Regions from separate parts of the Mus musculus genome. Here region 2 is linked to region 1. The links are chromatin loops, found by intact Hi-C in ENCODE. Cell type or tissue: left cerebral cortex. All regions are shown on one strand. Each heading gives the region's core, and the rest is flanking DNA. Links, peaks and the distances in the headings are about the cores only.

Region 1 (8,458 bases), core at 132-8,131:
GATAGACCTTGGAGATTGTGCCTGAGAGGACATTACCAGAGAAAATCAAACTTCAAATACTCTTTGCAGACTGATTAAAACATAAGTATTTGGAGGTGGTGACACCTGTGACAAATGGTTGAAGTGTGTCACTGGAGAGTATGTTTTGAGGGACATTTTGAAATCCTAGTCCCTTTTGGTCTCCACTCTGCTTCCTGGTTGTAATGAGATGAACGTTTCTGCTGTCCCATGCATGGCTTTGCATCTGTGACAGAAAGAAAGCTCTGAAATGATGAACAAAACAAATGCTTCCTCTTTTATGTTGTTTCTGTCAGGTGTTTGGTCACAGTGACAGTGAAACCAACACAATAGTATGTGACAGAGATGTCTGTGTGAGTGAGATGCTAAAAAAAAAAGTTCTAACATTGTTAAAACAGTAAAGTAAGTGTTTTTCAGGCACGACACCTCCAGGAGGGACAGGAACTCCTGTGACCCTGTGACTGGCCTTTACAATGCAGGAGAAAAACTGGGATGAACTGTTATCACAGCAGGGAAAAGTAGAGACTTAAAGCTGTAGATCAGGTCTCTCTGAGAAAAGGGTCCAGAGAACCACACACTTGTAATTCGGTCAAGGCAGGAATCCTTGGGAACATTTGCTTCCCAAATTACACCTTTCCCCAAATTACCAGTTGAGAAGTTTAAGTTCACGCAGTAAAATGAGTTTCATCAATTCTACACTTCTATTGTTCGTCTCTATTGCTACCCGACATCACCTCACTTCCTAATTAGAAATTGTTTTCTCTCCTACTTGGACAGCAATATTGTATCATAGGAACTACATTTACTTATTAGTCTGTCCTCTGAAATATCATTTAGGAGATTCTTCTGAAGAATGACAGGGATTGGACAGTCACTGGCAGCAGTAGATGTGATCGATTGATGTATATGGTCATTCTCAGGGACCTACAGAAAACCCAGTATTGCCTCCATTTTTATTTACTTCTCTGGAAGGAAGAACTCACATTGTATGCAGCCCTAGGTGGCCTGAATATCTCAGCGTAGAGTAGGCAGCCCTTGAATTTGCCAGGGATTATTTTGCTTTTGGCTCCCAAGCAAGTTCTGAGATTATAGGTGTAGACTGCCACATCTGGTTGATGTTTTCCATTTTACTCCATTTCTAAGTTTCAGAACAAATACCTTTAAAAAATCCACTCACTTATTTTAGTTTCTAGTATGCACTGCTACTGAGTCTCCCACAAGCCATTACCCCACATCCCTCTATAAGTAGTTGCATCCGTGTGCATGTTCTCTCAGTTGATTCTGCCTGTCCCTTATCCCACACAACCCTTCCATGCCCAGGCCCAGCTGGGTCCTACTCATTTACACACTTTCTTGGTGAGTCCTTCGTGTCCCAGTCCCTGGAGTCAGCTGAGAGTGATGATAGTGTGCCTTCTCAGTTACCACAAGATTGGATCACTCAGTCTCCAATAATAACTCAACACAGAACATTTGAAGGGGCTGATCTATACACTCTTTTGATTGGATCTGAAACTTTGGAGAACATGAAAAACAGAACCAAACTTTTTAAAAGGCAGACCAGAATTTCCTATGAGACATACAACCAATGAAACAAATGCACATACCCAGGGCTCATTGCAAAAATACAAACAGTATGGTCTTCTGAAAGTACTATAGAAAAGTTCACAAGATGAGAATTGCTTAGAAGGACTCCTAGGCACATAATTTAAGAGAACAATGGAAAAAGGGATCCATTAGTTGAGGCAGCTTTAAAAGGGCAAGAATGAAAACCTGGATGAACTGAAATAGGCAAAGAAGAAATTCTTGGTTAAAGATTAAGAAAACACAAGTGTACAGCTGATTGAAACAACAAAGACAATCCATGATTTGAACAATAAATTCAGTAAAGAGAGAAAAATGCTAAGAAAACTCAAGCTGAAATGAAGAGGGACTTGAAAATTTTAACAAATGAATTAGAAAACTCGGGGAAAGAGCTTTCCAGAGGTATATGTCAAGTAGAAGATGGATTATCAGGATTTAAAGATACAGAAAAAGAGTTAGAGCACCCACAGGATATGACAAAAACAAAAAGGGATATGGAGGAATTTGTGATACCACAATACAAAGACAAAAATCTATGAATTCCAGGCCTAGAAGAAGGATTCCAGGCCAACTGGGTACCAACTTCCGTGTTAGTCACATTTCTGTGGTGATAAACACCATGTCTGAGTCAACTTATCAAAGAAAGAAGGCATAGTATGGTTAGAAATTGTCCGTTTAGTGGAGAAGGATGGAACATTAAGTGGGGGAGAGGAGAGATGGGGCAGCTTGCTGTTTGATGTAAGATGTGGAACTTACTCATAGAGTGTCAGTTTGAACAAAGCCTTGTGAAGAAATCGGGCTGGCTGACCATGCTTTCTCGCCTCCTTGTATACTTAGGGCACACCAAGGGTCAGCACAATAAGGAGGATACTTCAGATACACGCACTGAAGGAACAAACACACTTGCATTGTCAAAGAAAAACTTCTGTGAACAAAGATAGAGGAGTAAACAATGCTTTATATGTAACATGACACGGAGGCTAAGCTCAACTCCCCAAAGGGCTGGTGATGTGAAGAGCTGGGATGAGGGATTGCTGAACCATCTGCTCCTGCTATTGGCTTCACTGAAAAACAAAACATGTGATAAAATGGAAACCGCTGTATTCTCCCCACCTTGGGCACTGTTACAACTGCAGAAGAGAAAGTTAGGCTCGGGGCTGCGGGGGGGGGGGGTGCTGGAGAGATGGCTCAGGGGTTAAGAGCACTGACTGCTCTTCCGAAGGTCCTGAATTCAGATCTCAGTAACCACATGGTGGCTCACAACCATCCATAATGAGATCTGATTCCCTCTTCTGGTGTGTCTGAAGTCAGCTACAGGGTACTTATATATAATAAATAAATCTTGGAGCTGGGTTGCGCAGGGGCCAGAACAAGAAGAAAAAAGAAAAGAAAAGAAAGTCTCTCCCTGTCTTAGAAGGTAAGAGAAGTGTGGTGTAGTTTCCCTTGAAGATTACATCTAGTAGATTGTCCCTGAATTGAAAATCAGGTGCAGAGGTATTGCTAAAATCTAAAAGGGGCATTTACAATGACAACTTTCCTAAGATAAGTGCTCTAAGAAAACTGAGGTTAGGAGTGGCGAAGGGGGAGCAGTTAAAAAAATCTCCTTACAATTTAGAGATGCTCCTGGGAATGTTAAGGCCTTTGGGGGTATTGTCTTTGAGTGAAGGGGGGTATGGTAGGTAGGCATGAACTGTGTGGTGAGCTCCAGAAGTTAGTCTTGCCCTGGGAGAGGAGGGAAGGCATTTGAAATGTTTGTGAGGAGGAATGGTGTATTGTCCATTTATTTCTGAGGAACTGCCGAGGCTCGTGCACTCTAAGTGGGAGAGGAGCTGTGGCCTCAGGGAAACCAGCTGAAGGCTTAACACTACAAACCAGAGATTGGGTGTGTAGGTCAAGAGGTCAATTGTGTGACACATTAAGAAAAGGTTGAGTTCTGATGCATTTAACAGCATAGTCCACAGACTTTCCCATAGAATTATTGAGGAAGAAAGACTTCAAGGTTAATTTGAACAAAGGGGAGAGTAGAATTTGAACTCAAAGAAATTCTAAAAAAAAAAAAAACCTAAAAATCAACCTATAGAAGCAAAGCAATAACAAAGCTCAATGCAGTAGTACATATTTGTAATTCTAGTGGGTTGGAGACAAGTGGATGCTTAGGGCTTACTGGTCAACCTAGCCTACACCATGGTTCCAAGCCAGGGTGAGGCCCTGGCTCAAGAATGTGAATAGTTCCTGAGGAAAAATATTTGAAGTTGATTCATATATGCACAGGAACACATACATACACAAACACACAGGACAATGAGGGAAGGAAGAGAGAGAGAGAGAGAGAGAGAGAGAGAGACAGAGACAGAGACAGAGACAGAGACAGAGACAGAGACAGAGACAGAGAGACAGAGAAAGAGATCAAAGGGAATGGCAATTGAAAATATCAGTGAATGTATCTTACAAAAATTTTTTAAAAATGTATTCATAGCCTACAAAGTTATCAACACACACTGTTATTTACTACTTAAAGTGTAATTATTTATTTCTGAATATAGACCTTATAACAGCCATACTTTAGTAACAACAGAACCAAATCCTCAAATAGAGCTTGAAAATAAGATTGAAATGGGAAAGGCAAAAACTACAGTTGGTGACCAAAACAGAGTTGCTTCCTTCCTTCCAACAACAACAGAGGAGAGAGACTCCAAAGGAAGAAATCGATCTAGCCTATGGGTTTCCTGACAGGCATAACCACAAAAGACCCTTTCAGACTCACTAACTTACAGAGAGGCCTCCACAATGCTCTATGCCACAACTTTGCCCATAACTATCTGCTCAACCTCAGACTCTTTTCCAGTAAAGTCATGATGACCAGGATTATTGTTTCAAAACATTTGATGGAATTCTTATTTGTGCCAAAAAAAAAATCTCCCTCTTTGCTTCTTTGAGCGCAGCTATGGCTTACAACAACACGAATATTCTCATTGCAATGCTGTTCCTAAGTCAATCCCATCATTCGAGGAGTCACAACTTTCATTTAAGTTGTCATAAATTGAAGGAAAATAACCGCCTCGTGATCGCTAGAGGGCAGCACGGTCACAGAAACGGATCGTAAATCTAGCCCGCCTTCCCAATAAGACATTTTGTTTGGACACATTTATTTCTACCTCGCTGATGCTAGCAGTAGGAGCCTTCAGAAATGAAAGTAAACAAAGCATAACCTTTTCATCGAAGAGACTTTATAGGAAGAAAAACGATATTTCGTTTTCATAAGGATTTGGAGGAGCTATAATGTAGCTTGGGGGCGTCTATACTATTTGAAAATAAAAGCATAAAGAAGGATAGAGCAGGGAACACCCCAAGGCATATTTTCCTCTTGATGCCTGGGCTGAAATCACGCTAGCAGCAATGAATTGCGTGATGTTAGAGAAGAGAGCAGCCTAGGTCGCCTCCGTTCAAATTTGGTATTCCTCTCCAGGGCTAGGCTACAGCTTTGGTATATGTTCCTTTTCCAAAAGAAGATGACATGGTTGCCCTGTGGCCTTACTAAAACCGGCAAGTCATAAATGCTTGAGATGGGGTGAGAATCTCTTTCCATCAGGGAATAGAGGAGGATGCAGGAAACAAAATCAGAAAAGAAATTGGGTCAGGCAGAGAGAGAGAGAGAGAGAGAGAGAGAGAGAGAGAGAGAGAGAGAGAGAGAGAGAGAGAGAGAGAGAGAGGCAGAGTCAGAGTCCAGAACAGAAGCAGGGCTAATAAACGTATGGAAATGTCAAAGGAGGAGTACCTATATTTACAGCAAGAACAAAAAGGGCACAAGATTGTGCAAAACTGGGATTGTATTTTGTTATTTGAAAACATAAATAAAATATACGAGAGGTGACAACCCATTTTGGGCATGAAGGATGCTGTTCAGTGGAGATTTTGAGTTATTATATGATAAATCAATTAAGGAGTGTGTAAGGGTAAGAAAGAGGCACTGAGAGACCGTGTGCCATTTCAAGATCATCCTCTGTTCAACAGTTGACTATAAATACATTAATTCAAGAAATCCTTTTTGATGATGGTATTTACAAACATGATTCTCACAAAATGTCCTTGTTACATTAACAACATACCACACCATCAGGGGTATAGAGAAGGCTATAGATACACTTTTATTGCCTTTTAATTTGAGATTATAAGAAAATTATATCATTTGCTCCTCCCTTTTCTCCCTCCAAATTCTTTCCCAATAGTGCCTGGAATACCAGAGCACATGAGCTCATAATAAAATCTTAATTCTTCTTACTTTTTTCCTTTCTTTTATTCGTGTGAAACGTTATTAGGCTTCTATTACACAGCCAAATTCTGTGGACTAGAAATTGAATAGCTGGTCAAAACCAAATGGTCCCTGCTCTTTGGAAGTTTGGGAGGTATATGAAATTCACAAATTGTATAACATCACACTGTGATGACTTGTCAATCCTTGGCCCAGGGAGTGGCACTATTAGGAGATGTGGCCTTCTTGGAGTAGGTGTGTCACTGTGTGTGGTGGGGCGGGCTTTAATACCCTCATACTAGCTGCCTGGATGTGATGAGTATTCTGCTAGCAGCCTTCACATGAAGTAGAACTTTGTTATGGAAAGTGATTTGAATTTTGTGGACCTGGCATAAGAGGTTTCAGTAGAGAGTTTCAATATGTGTCTCTAGACAGTTTTTGAGGTATTTTGGTGAAGAATGTGGCTGCTTTTTGCTCTTGTCTGAAGAGTATGTCTGAGGCTAAGGTGAAGAGACTCAGATTAATTGCATTGACAAAGGAAGTCACAGAAATGCCCATCATAGACTTTGTTCTCTGGTTAAGTTTCATGAAGAGCATTTTAAACAAACTGAGAAAGGAAAAATATAAAAAATATATTTCGAGTATTAAAGGGGCCCCAAGAAGTGAAATGGAGCTGAATCCTGAGTTTAAGGAGATAACAAATTAAGGGAGTGGAACTTTGGGGCAAGATCCTACCCAGTTAAATTTGGATCCAGGCATGGCGGTACACACCTTTAATCTCAGGAGACAGGAATGTAGATCTCTGAGTTCAAGGTTAATCTACAGAGCAAAATCAAGGACAGCTAAGCACAATCAAGGACAGCCAAACTTAGGCAGTGAAAGAGTTGGAAAAGAGGAAGCTAGTGATAATGTAATTGAACAAGGGAGCTATGTTCCACCTCCTGCTAGCAGTAGAACTCAGGCAGCTTTGGCTATGTGTCTCTGGCTTTATAGTTAAGGGGAGAAGGAGACTACTGGGACAGTTGGTGCTAGTTAGCTGGAGCTAAGAAATTAGTGGTGACAGCCTCCAAACGCTGACACCATTGCATACACTAGCAAGATTTTGCTGAAAGGACCCTGATAGAGCTGTCTCTTGTGAGGCTATGCTGGGGCCTAGCAAACATACAAGTGGATGCTCACAGTTAGCTATTGGATGGATCACAGGGCCCCCAATGGAGGAGCTAGAGAAAGTACCCAAGGAGCTAAAGGGGTCTGCAACCCTATTGGTGGAACAACATTATGAACTAACTAGTACCCCAGAGCTCGTGTCTCTAGCTGCATATGTATCAGAAGTTGGCCTAGTCAGCCATCAGTGGAAAGAGAGGCCCATTGGACTTGCAAACTTTATATGCCTCAGTATTGGGGAACGCCAGGGCCCAGAAGTGGGAGTGGTGCGGGGAGGGGACTGGGGGGGGGAGTGTGTGTGGGACTTTTGGGATAGCACTGGAAATGAAATTAAGAAATACCTAGAGAGAGAGAGAGAGAGAGAGAGAGAGAGAGAGAGAGAGAGAGAGATATGAACCAGTGAGTTTGTTGGGATTGTTTACTGTTTACAGACTCTTTTCTTTTCTTTTTTCTTTTCTTTTCTTTTCTTTTCTTTTCTTTTCTTTTCTTTTCTTTTCTTTTCTTTTCTTTTCTTTTCTTTTCTTTTCTCTTCTCTTCTCTTCTCTTCTCTTCTCTTCTCTTCTCTTCTCTTTTCTTCTTTCTTTCTTTCTTTCTTTCTTTCTTTCTTTCTTTCTTTCTTTCTTTCTTTCTTTCTTTCTTTCTTTCTTTCTGTTTTAGATTTATTTATTTCCTCTTATTTGCATGACTGTTTAGTCTGTACTTATGCATTTGCACCACTTGCATGCCCAGTGCCTGCAGATGTCAGAAGAGGCCACTGGATCTCCTGGCATTGGAGTTATGGATGGTTGTAAGCCACCATGTGGGTGCTGGAAACACACCCCTGAGACTCTTCAAGAACAGTCAGTTCTTTTAATCACTGAGCCATTTCTCCAGCTCCGACTAGTGGCTTCTCCTCCTCCTCCTCCTCCTCCTCCTCCTCCTCCTTCTTCTTCGTCTTCAAATTGGATGTTTTATTTGTTTACATTTCAAATATTATCCCCTTTCCGGGTTTGCCCTCTGCAAGCCCCCTATCCCATCCCTCCTTAGCCTGCTTCTTTGAGGGTGCTCTTCCACCCACTCACCCACTCCTGCCTCACCATCCTAGCATTCCTCTACTTCACAGGACCAAGGGCCTCTCCTTCCATTGATACCAGAGAAGGCCCCTTTAGCTCCTTCAGTCCTTCTGCTAACTCCTCCATTGGGGTCCTGGTACTCAGTCAGATCTGCATCTGTATTGGTCAGTATCTGGCAGAGCCACTCAGGAGACAGCTATATCAGGTTTCTGTCAGCAAGCACTTCTTGGCATCAGCAACAGTGCCTGGTTTACAAACTCTTTTTTATTTTTTTAAACTCTTTTTTTTAATTTATTTTTTTAAAATTAGGTATTTTCTTCCTTTACATTTCAAATGCTATCCCAAAATCCCCCCCCGACCCTCCCCCCGAAAGAATGTTGGTGACTCAAAGGTA
Region 2 (8,458 bases), core at 388-8,387, 110 kb after region 1:
TGTTAAGTCAGAAAGATCCACCAATGCCTAGACAGTCATACTTGCTTCTTTCTGTTGTAGGGATCCATGAGAGAATGTTGGACTCCAAGAAAAAGTGTCAAGGAAGCAGATTTTTCAGGACAGGTCTCAATGTACTTTTCTTTTAGTAGAAAGAGGTAAAAATCCAAAAGAAAAAGAAAATCCCATTAAGTTTTATCTTAGCTCAGTGTTATTGTGCATGTGTTAGATGACTTAGGCATGGTTAGAAAATTTCAGTTTGTGATAACTGTTGTAGACAAAGGTCTATGGGGAACATATATGGGGCTCCCACAGAATGATGCAAAAGTCTCAGCAGCAGGAAATATGACAGAAAGAGAAGGACTCTTTAATGACACCCTCTATCATGTTCTATTCAACATAAGCAAACTGAACAGAAATTTTAATTATATTTTGTATATGGCCCAGAGCACAGTTTGATATAAAATAAAACTTTCATGTGTCATCTTTTATGTTGTTGGTATTTTAGGTTAAAAAAAATCTTAAGGTTTTTCTAACTTTAATCACTGACTCAATAAACACATGGGTGCATTTCAGTGGGACAAACCCTGATTAGATTTATGTGATAGACAATATGTTCAATGATGGGTATATGAAGATAAATCAGACATGCTACCTCAAAGGGCTGAGAGAAGTAAGGCTGAAAAACTGATAGATAATTAAAATTTGTTTCCCCCCCCTCTTTTTAAGTAACTAAAAGCACAGCTTCTCCAAATCTGATATTTTCTTAAAGATGCAATTATATTTTAATTCAGCATAGAACTATTCGAGTGATAAAAGAAAAGTAGCTTTAATTCCTACATTTCTTGCTTTTGTATTCTGTTCTGTTTTAACAGACGACACATTTCAATCATACACAACTTTCGACTTTAAATATGACTTACTGTTGTAAAGGATACTGTGCAATACAACTCCTTGCCCTAAAGCTCAGAGATCATTGCAGAAGATGGGGGGGGGGCGGAGAATGATTGAAAATATAGCCAGGAGGAGGATATGAGAGCATTTGGAGGGAGGGAAGGGAAGGATAACTCCAATAGACAGGTCAAACTGGATAGAGAAAAGCCCACCGGGCCTCATCTCTACACAAAGAACTAGACGCAACTGAGAAAGACTTCCCGAGAAGGACCACACGAATTGATCGTCTAGTACCAAGTGGTTAGCCTCCTAAATCATACTTATAAGTTTTAATGGACCTAATGGATCTAATGGACCGAACAGGTAAAATTCAGAAGTGTGTGTGTGTGTGTGTGTGTGTGTGTGTGTGTGTGTGTGTGTGTGTGTGTATGTGTGCATGCAGGAACAATCAGTTGGAAAAGAAGCCAGGAATTTTTTTCCCCAATAGATAGCATTATTTTTAATTAGATATTTATTTCATTTACATTTCCAATGCTATCCCCAAAAGTCCCCCATACCCCTCTCCACTTCCCTACCCACCCACTCCCACTTCTTGGCCCTGGCGTTCCCCTGTACTGCGGCAGAGATGGCTCAGCCCTTAAAGGCTAGGCTCACAACCAAAAATAAAAGAAGTCAGGAATTTTAAGGAAAGGTTATAAGGGAAGGTTCGGAGGGAGGAAAGGGGAGGGAGATATGTTGTAACTATAGTATAATCTCAAAAATTGACATAAAATGAATAAATGTTAAAATATTCATACACATAAAATAAATATATGCCTTTTTTCAATCTGAAAATTATAGCCCTTAATGTTGAGCACCACAATATCTATTCTACTTGTATATTAGTTCAATGAGTTGGATAGAGTGATTTTTTTTAGTTTTTGCAAGTATTTTTTAATTAATAAAGTTTCAAAAGGCAATTTGATGGTTAAGTATATTTCAGAGAACTTTTGACTTATTATATTTTTCAACTTATTTAAGTTCTGGCATGCAAATGTGCATACTTTTTGTTTTTGAAATGATAGTTAAAATGTGTGTACAGGATCATGTCTGGAAGTATATATAATATAGGTTGACCTGTACTGGTTAATTTGCCATGTACATTTCTTCATGTAATTATTGTTTTATTGTCAAGAATAATTGGAAATCACTTTCTTGGCACTTTTCAATACTTACCCATCCTTATCATCTTATGCAATTCTTACATTTTTTTCCTCTGGATACTTTGTATTATTTGACTGCCATTTGTCAACCCTGCCCTTGAAGTTAACATGGAAGCAAGGCAATCTCATCATAGGAGGTTAATGTGTGATTTTTAATAATCCTCTGAGTCTAATTAGTACTGTCCATATGCATGTGGGCATTTGGCCATCCACAGAAGCAGAGTGATCCACAAACAACCATGCCCATAAAGGTGAGGGTCTCCCCCTCCCTTCCACTGCAGCCATAAACTGCAAAGAGCTTTTAAAAAATAAAAGATATGAAATTTGGAGGAAAATCAGGTTGGGGACATTAACCTGGCATGCAGACAGATAGTATTGAGTCCATATGATCAGTATATACTGTATCAATTTATAGAGCATTCTTTTAAAGAGCAGAACAATTATTTTTAGAAAAGAATATGTTGTAGGGTTTGGATCAGGGTTCTTTGGGCTGAATTTACAACTTATTTTTGTGTCCTCTGATCCCTCAATTTCATCTACATCTCTGGTTTGCAAGATTTTTTTTCACATGTCTTGAAGAGTATAGCCATTTATCTTCTGTCTGTCTTTGTCTCTCTGCCTCTGTCTCTTCCTCTCTTCGTGTCTCTCTGTCTCTCTGTGTTTCTGTGTCCCTGTGTCTCTCTGTGTCTTCCTCCCCACCTTCCTCACTCCTTCCCTCTGTGTCTCGGTGTCTCTGTGTCTGTCTCTAACTCTGTCTCTCTGTGTCAGTCTCTGTCTCTCTGGCCGTCTCTCTCTGTCTCTGTGGCTGTTGCTCTGCTCTTGGTTGGCCACCTCCTGTGTGTTTGACTTTGGCTGAAAATGAGCAATGACTCCAAGTCTTTGAGGCTTGGTGCTGTTAGGCATCATTGAATACAGATGAAAACAACAGTATCCGGATTCGTGGGAAGCCCTTTGTGAGAAAATTGGCAGCAATCTCTTTAGAAAACCCTGGGTTGAACACACTTAATAGTTTTATGCAAAATTAAAAATTTGATCTTAAGAGCAGAAAGAGCATCCAGTGCCTGAATGTGGTTTTACAGTATTTTTTACTTCACATTTGCTGAATTGATTCTGGTTTTGTCTTTTAACTGCTTGACAAAAAAAAAACAAACAAAAAACAAAAAACAAAAAAACAAACAAACAAACAAACAAACAAAAAAAAACCGCACTCGACGCCAGTGGGGAACAGGATGTAGGTATAAGCAGGAGTTGTATCTTATAGAAGACATCGTATAACAGACGTCACAATCTCGTCCCTGAGGGTTTAATCTTCATATCTGTGTTACCCATCAGAGAACTGGAATCTCACACAGGGCATTTTGTTGCTTGCTACATCACTGCCATATTCTGCTTAAGTCCGCCTTGATTTCTATGAACATGGGGACAATCTGCTCTTCCTGTTCTAAATGAATCAATCATCATAGAAAACTGTAAACAAACATAGGCTTGTTTTCTTCTGGCTAGTCACAGGAGGGAGGGGGAAAAACACCTCTAGAGAGAGCTAAGACAAAGGAAGCTAAAGGAAGAGCAAACTCCCAATTACCGAGTGCCCGCGGTATACTTACCCTGTGCTGGTGACTCACAGGAAAGAAACACTTGGATGTTTTCACGAGAGCCAAAGGGAGAGATTAACTTTAAGAAATGCCTCTCTAGCATTTGACGGCAGTGATTCTGGAAAGCACATCAGAGGGAGAGCCTCGCATCACACAGAGGCACCGAGTCCAGAGATTGTTCAACTTTAATTCAGGTTCTGGAGGCAGATTCTGCTCGGGCATTAGTTCTTTAAATTTAGGGAATTGACTTAAAACCCTACATACATCCACCTCCAAACAAAACAAAGCAAAACAAAGAGGCTATTCTATTTCCAGGGGTTCTAGACACTGGTTTGGTGAATCATAGATATTTTTTTCTTCTCTTAAGAAATAAGGGACATATTCCTATTTCTTAATTTTTTGAAAAGGAAGACACAGTTCCTGGTTTTGAATCCTCAGTACTGCGAAGTAGTATAAGGAAGAGTTTCTTGCTCATATTGTTGAGAATGCTCGACTTTTTCCACAACTGTAATATGCTCCGAGAGCAGTTTGGTCCGTGAACCTTAGGGACCATGCGGTTAACACCTGCCCCCCCCCCCCCCCCATCCCTTTGGACACTAAGCTTTGTGGAGAAATTAAAATCGCTATCAGTTTCCAGCTTCTGTCTATTTTTTCTCAGTGTTGTCTTCTAAGAATCTCTCCCAACAGGGCACTTTCACTTTCTTAGCCTTCAGTTTCTACTCTGGAAAAATCTCACAGATTTACTACAAAAGTGGAGTTGAGGAGTAGTTTGTGAAGACCACTGGGGCGCCCGCGGGCTACTGTGCCTGGCCACTAGGTGGCACTCTAACCACACACGCTTTTAATCAATGACTTCGACTTTACGGATGAAAAATTTCACTTGCTTTCTGTTTTAAAACTGTTCCCCATTTTACCACTCAAATGAAAGGCTTAGCTTTCAGACCACTTGAATTTTTTATGTTGTGCTTTATAAAATCACAAAGTTCAGTTATTTTGTTAGGCATTCAATAATTTATAAGTCCCTTTTCTACCTCATATAACAAGAAGCCAAATCCAACCAAATATGTGAGTGGTAGTGAGATACGGATATATTTGTTTGGCTTCGCTGCTACAAAATACACATTTTTGAAGCACTATGATGTGATCAGGCCAGGTAAAAAATTTAAAATATCTCAAAAACTATACAGGGGTATGAAGGGAAATGTTTTGCACTCCTGTGACATAAAGGAGAAAAATGGCCTTTTGGTACATTCGTTATTGTAGCTCACTGAATTTGTTGATTATTGCTACGGATATATTAATTGGAGATATTCTGTACTTTACAAGATTTTCTGTAAAAGTCTTAAAACAAATTTCTTCTCTGGAATGGGTAGTAGCGCTCTTAAAGGAGAGAGATCTCTATTCTTAGAGTTGAAGTGGCATTTCCATTTGTACAATCACCCAGACCAGAAATCTCAAACCCAATTTGTTTGTGATTTTGCTTTCAGGGACTATGTGGAAGTTCAATAAACAAAACCCAAAATGTTTCATGGAATGATTCTTTTTGTTCAAACAAATTCATATCCAGACACGGAAGAGGCAAATATTCAGGTGTAGCTTCCAGCAATAGCAATGAATGACAACAGTTAAAATCAATAACAGACAAACGAGCAAACAAAAGGCAAACAGTGTACATTATTATTTTTTAAAGTTAGTACCTTAAATAGGTCTATATATTTTCTCCTAAACAGTATCATTGCCTATATCCATTTCCATGGTACTACTGTTCTCATAAGGGCGTTTACATACATCTATGCAATGGACATCAAACATATGAACCTATATTCCTTTTTTATCATTTCCATTCTATGTTCTTCACTTTCCTCTCAGCCTTTGTTACTCTCCTCGACCAGTGCTTCATCAACCTGTGGGTCAAGATGCTTTTGAGGGTTGAATGAGCCTTTTGCAGGGTCACGTATTATGCTTGGGGGTCACCACGAAATAAGGGACTGTACTAAAGGTCGCAGTATTAGTATGGTTGTCCTAGACAGTATTGCTTGTACTTACAAATGTTTTCATATTCATTGATTGATATATTTATTGTGTGTGTCTGTGTGAGGGGAAGAGGAAAATTTTTTATGGGAACAGTCTCTCCTCTCACCATGTGGATTCCAGGAACCAAATTCAGCAGGGGTCAGGCTTGGCGGCAAGGACCATTACCCACTGTGCCATCTCATGGACCCCATTTTCAGTTTATCTGGCTCATTTTGATAAATTCTAAAGAATCCTAATAGATCTATGATATGAACAAATGCAGTAATAATTTTAAGATATGGATTTTAAATGATAAATGATATAGGGAAATCAAACTCTTTTTCAAATAATGGAGTTCATCTTTCTTTTAAGTAATGTGTTATGCCAAATTGTTTGAAATATGATATTTACAAACATTAAACATATAGCAAACCCACATAGTCATTGGCTCCATACTACCCTAATCTTCCCATAGTAGGATCTTTTCCCTTTTTTTAAATTTCTCATAACTTCCTGTTTTAAGTCCAGTATGTGTCACTCTATAGGTGTCTAGTAACTGAATAAGTTTCTGAATACATATCTGAATCTAGTCATTCACAAAGCCACAAGAGTAAGCACTTACCTTTTATACTACGTCATAGCAGGAAAGAATACAGTTTTTTTTTTCCTCCCAAGTTGCCCAGATGGCGTTCATGTTTCCTCTCAATTGGACAGGCTTCTCACTGGCTACAAAGGCTGTCACCTTTCCTTGACCGGGCATTACTTTAGAAAACATGTAATTGCAATCATAAACGCTCTTGCGCCCTCTCTCTCTCTCTCTCTCTCTCTCTCTCTCTCTCTCTCTGTGTCTCTCTCTGTCTCTGTCTCTCTGTCTCTGTCTCTCTATCTCTGTCTGTCTCTGTCTCTCTATCTCTCTGTCTCTCTCTGTCTGTCTCTCTGTCTCTGTCTCTCTCTCTCAAATATAAATCATCTTGCCATCTTTACAACCCAGAATAGTCTTTCTCAAGGACCTGAGAGCCATCTCTTGAAATGTAATCATGGATAAAGGGGGTGGAGGGTGGGGTCTGATCTTTAATGGGGTGGCAGGGGAGCAGTATAATGTCAATAATTGCAAATGAGCTCTCTCCCAGCCCTAAGCTTACAGACCATTTGCTCCTCAAGTCCTCCAACACTTTCCTGCTAGTTCCTCACCTCTAACCCAGTCCTTCACAGCTTCCTTATCTCTGTTTCAATGGAGTTGAGTCCAATTTGTCTCCATTGTGATCTTCCCTGTTAAATCAGCTTTGCTCTTCAACTGTCCTGCCTAATTTTACTTGAGCCAAATTTCATTTTTTTTTTAAATAAAAGAGGAGCATAAGAAATATCAAAGTAGCTTGTGTCAGTGGTTGTTTAGGTCAGGGCTAAATCCCTGTTAGTGGCACTGAAGATATGTATGTGTTTTATTTCCTTATGAATATTAACTTCACATGTTAGGATATACTTCAACCCCTTTTAAATGTTCATAAATTCAGGTGGAAATATTTCTAAAATTTACTTAAAGCCTCTTGCGAATGAATGAATGATCGTATTTTTTATTATTTAATTTTTTGGGGGAGCCAGTGATCAAAATTATTATAATAGGTAGTTTACTAAATAAAGTTCCAACAGTACTGTGTTGCTTTTGAGTGTGTGTGTGTGTGTGTGTGTGTGTGTGTGTGTGAAAGAGAGAGAGAGAGAGAATGAAATGAATGAATGAATGAAGGAAGGAATTCAGAGATGTCATTCTGGGAGACCACTCAGAATCAGATAAACTTTTTCTCAGCATGCCAAAGCAACATGTTCAGGATATCTCCAATCAACTGTCATTGTGCTTAAAATGAAAGCGGTTCTATTGATAAGTTTGTTTATAATAGATAGACTAAAGGAGATTTTAAAATTCCACATAATTTACAGTTTTAATTTTTAACAGTATAGTGCTTTGTGATTTTCTAGAATTATTTAAGTCCCCAGGAGACCTTTAATGGTTTATTATGTGTTCACAGTTTACACATGATAAATTTGATCAGATATTCTCAAGTCTCCCTTAATATGGCCCCAAAGTTCTAAAGTAGTGATCAGATACAGTGAGTAACCAAAGTATATATTTTGTCCTGGAAAGCAATATGCTTCTTTCCCATAAGGGTAAGGTTTTTTTTTTGTTTTTTTTTTCCTCTGAAAATCAGAAACCAAAGCAATTCAAATCCTTCTGTGTGCATGACCTAGGGTCCTGGAACCCAGCTACCATTTCCTGTTCACACATAAAGTGTTTCTTGGGATTCCGGAGAATCTCTTTCTAACTCTGCCCTGGAAATGAACTGCCCCTTAGGGTTATAACATCTTTCTCTCTCCTTCTCTGAGCCAGGCTGCTGTGATGCTTATAGACTGTTCTGTCTGCTTTAGAGTGCACATTTAGCAACATGGTCTGCCATTCACCTATTTGAAGGTCAGTCCGCTGTGTCCTGCTATCAGAAAAGTAAACAAAATTAAACACTACTAAGAAAAATGCCCTCTAACGACCATAACCTTCACTGTCACATCAAGACCACTCTGATGACATGAACGATGCTGTGCATTTTAGCTCACCGGGTCATGACACTTCCCTCTCCTTGTCCCCTTGTCATTTGGCATCTATATTTTATCCTAAATTCATCTCAACATTCTAATGCTTACCATGTGGTTTCCAGATCACTTTATCTTTGGACATTATTGTAGAAAACAAGGGTATTTAAAGACTAATAAAAC

The links. A loop is a pair of places that touch in the nucleus more often than their neighbours do. Peaks named below come from ENCODE experiments on the same cell type or tissue, not always from the same donor. Only the 100,000 strongest peaks of a DNase experiment are listed, where the experiment ranks them.
Region 2: it touches region 1 in a loop (2.8-fold over the local background); 6 of 42 quality-filtered maps call a loop at or near these places.

Annotation. Positions count from the first base shown.
Region 1 is chr10:100,625,252-100,633,709 of GRCm38, forward strand. No RefSeq gene overlaps it. Among named protein-coding and RNA genes, the nearest start is that of 1700017N19Rik, 37 kb to the left of the region's middle. In left cerebral cortex, for the core only: a CTCF peak has its summit at 4,681 (motif pointing right); a DNase peak (open chromatin) is centred at 4,693; H3K4me3 peaks cover 460 bases; H3K27ac peaks cover 388 bases.
Region 2 is chr10:100,737,759-100,746,216 of GRCm38, forward strand. It overlaps Gm35722 (predicted gene, 35722), which reads right to left and starts at 3,877. Exons shown (of 3, transcript NR_152765.1): 1 at 3,698-3,877. In left cerebral cortex, for the core only: a CTCF peak has its summit at 4,498 (motif pointing right); DNase peaks (open chromatin) are centred at 3,689 and 4,497.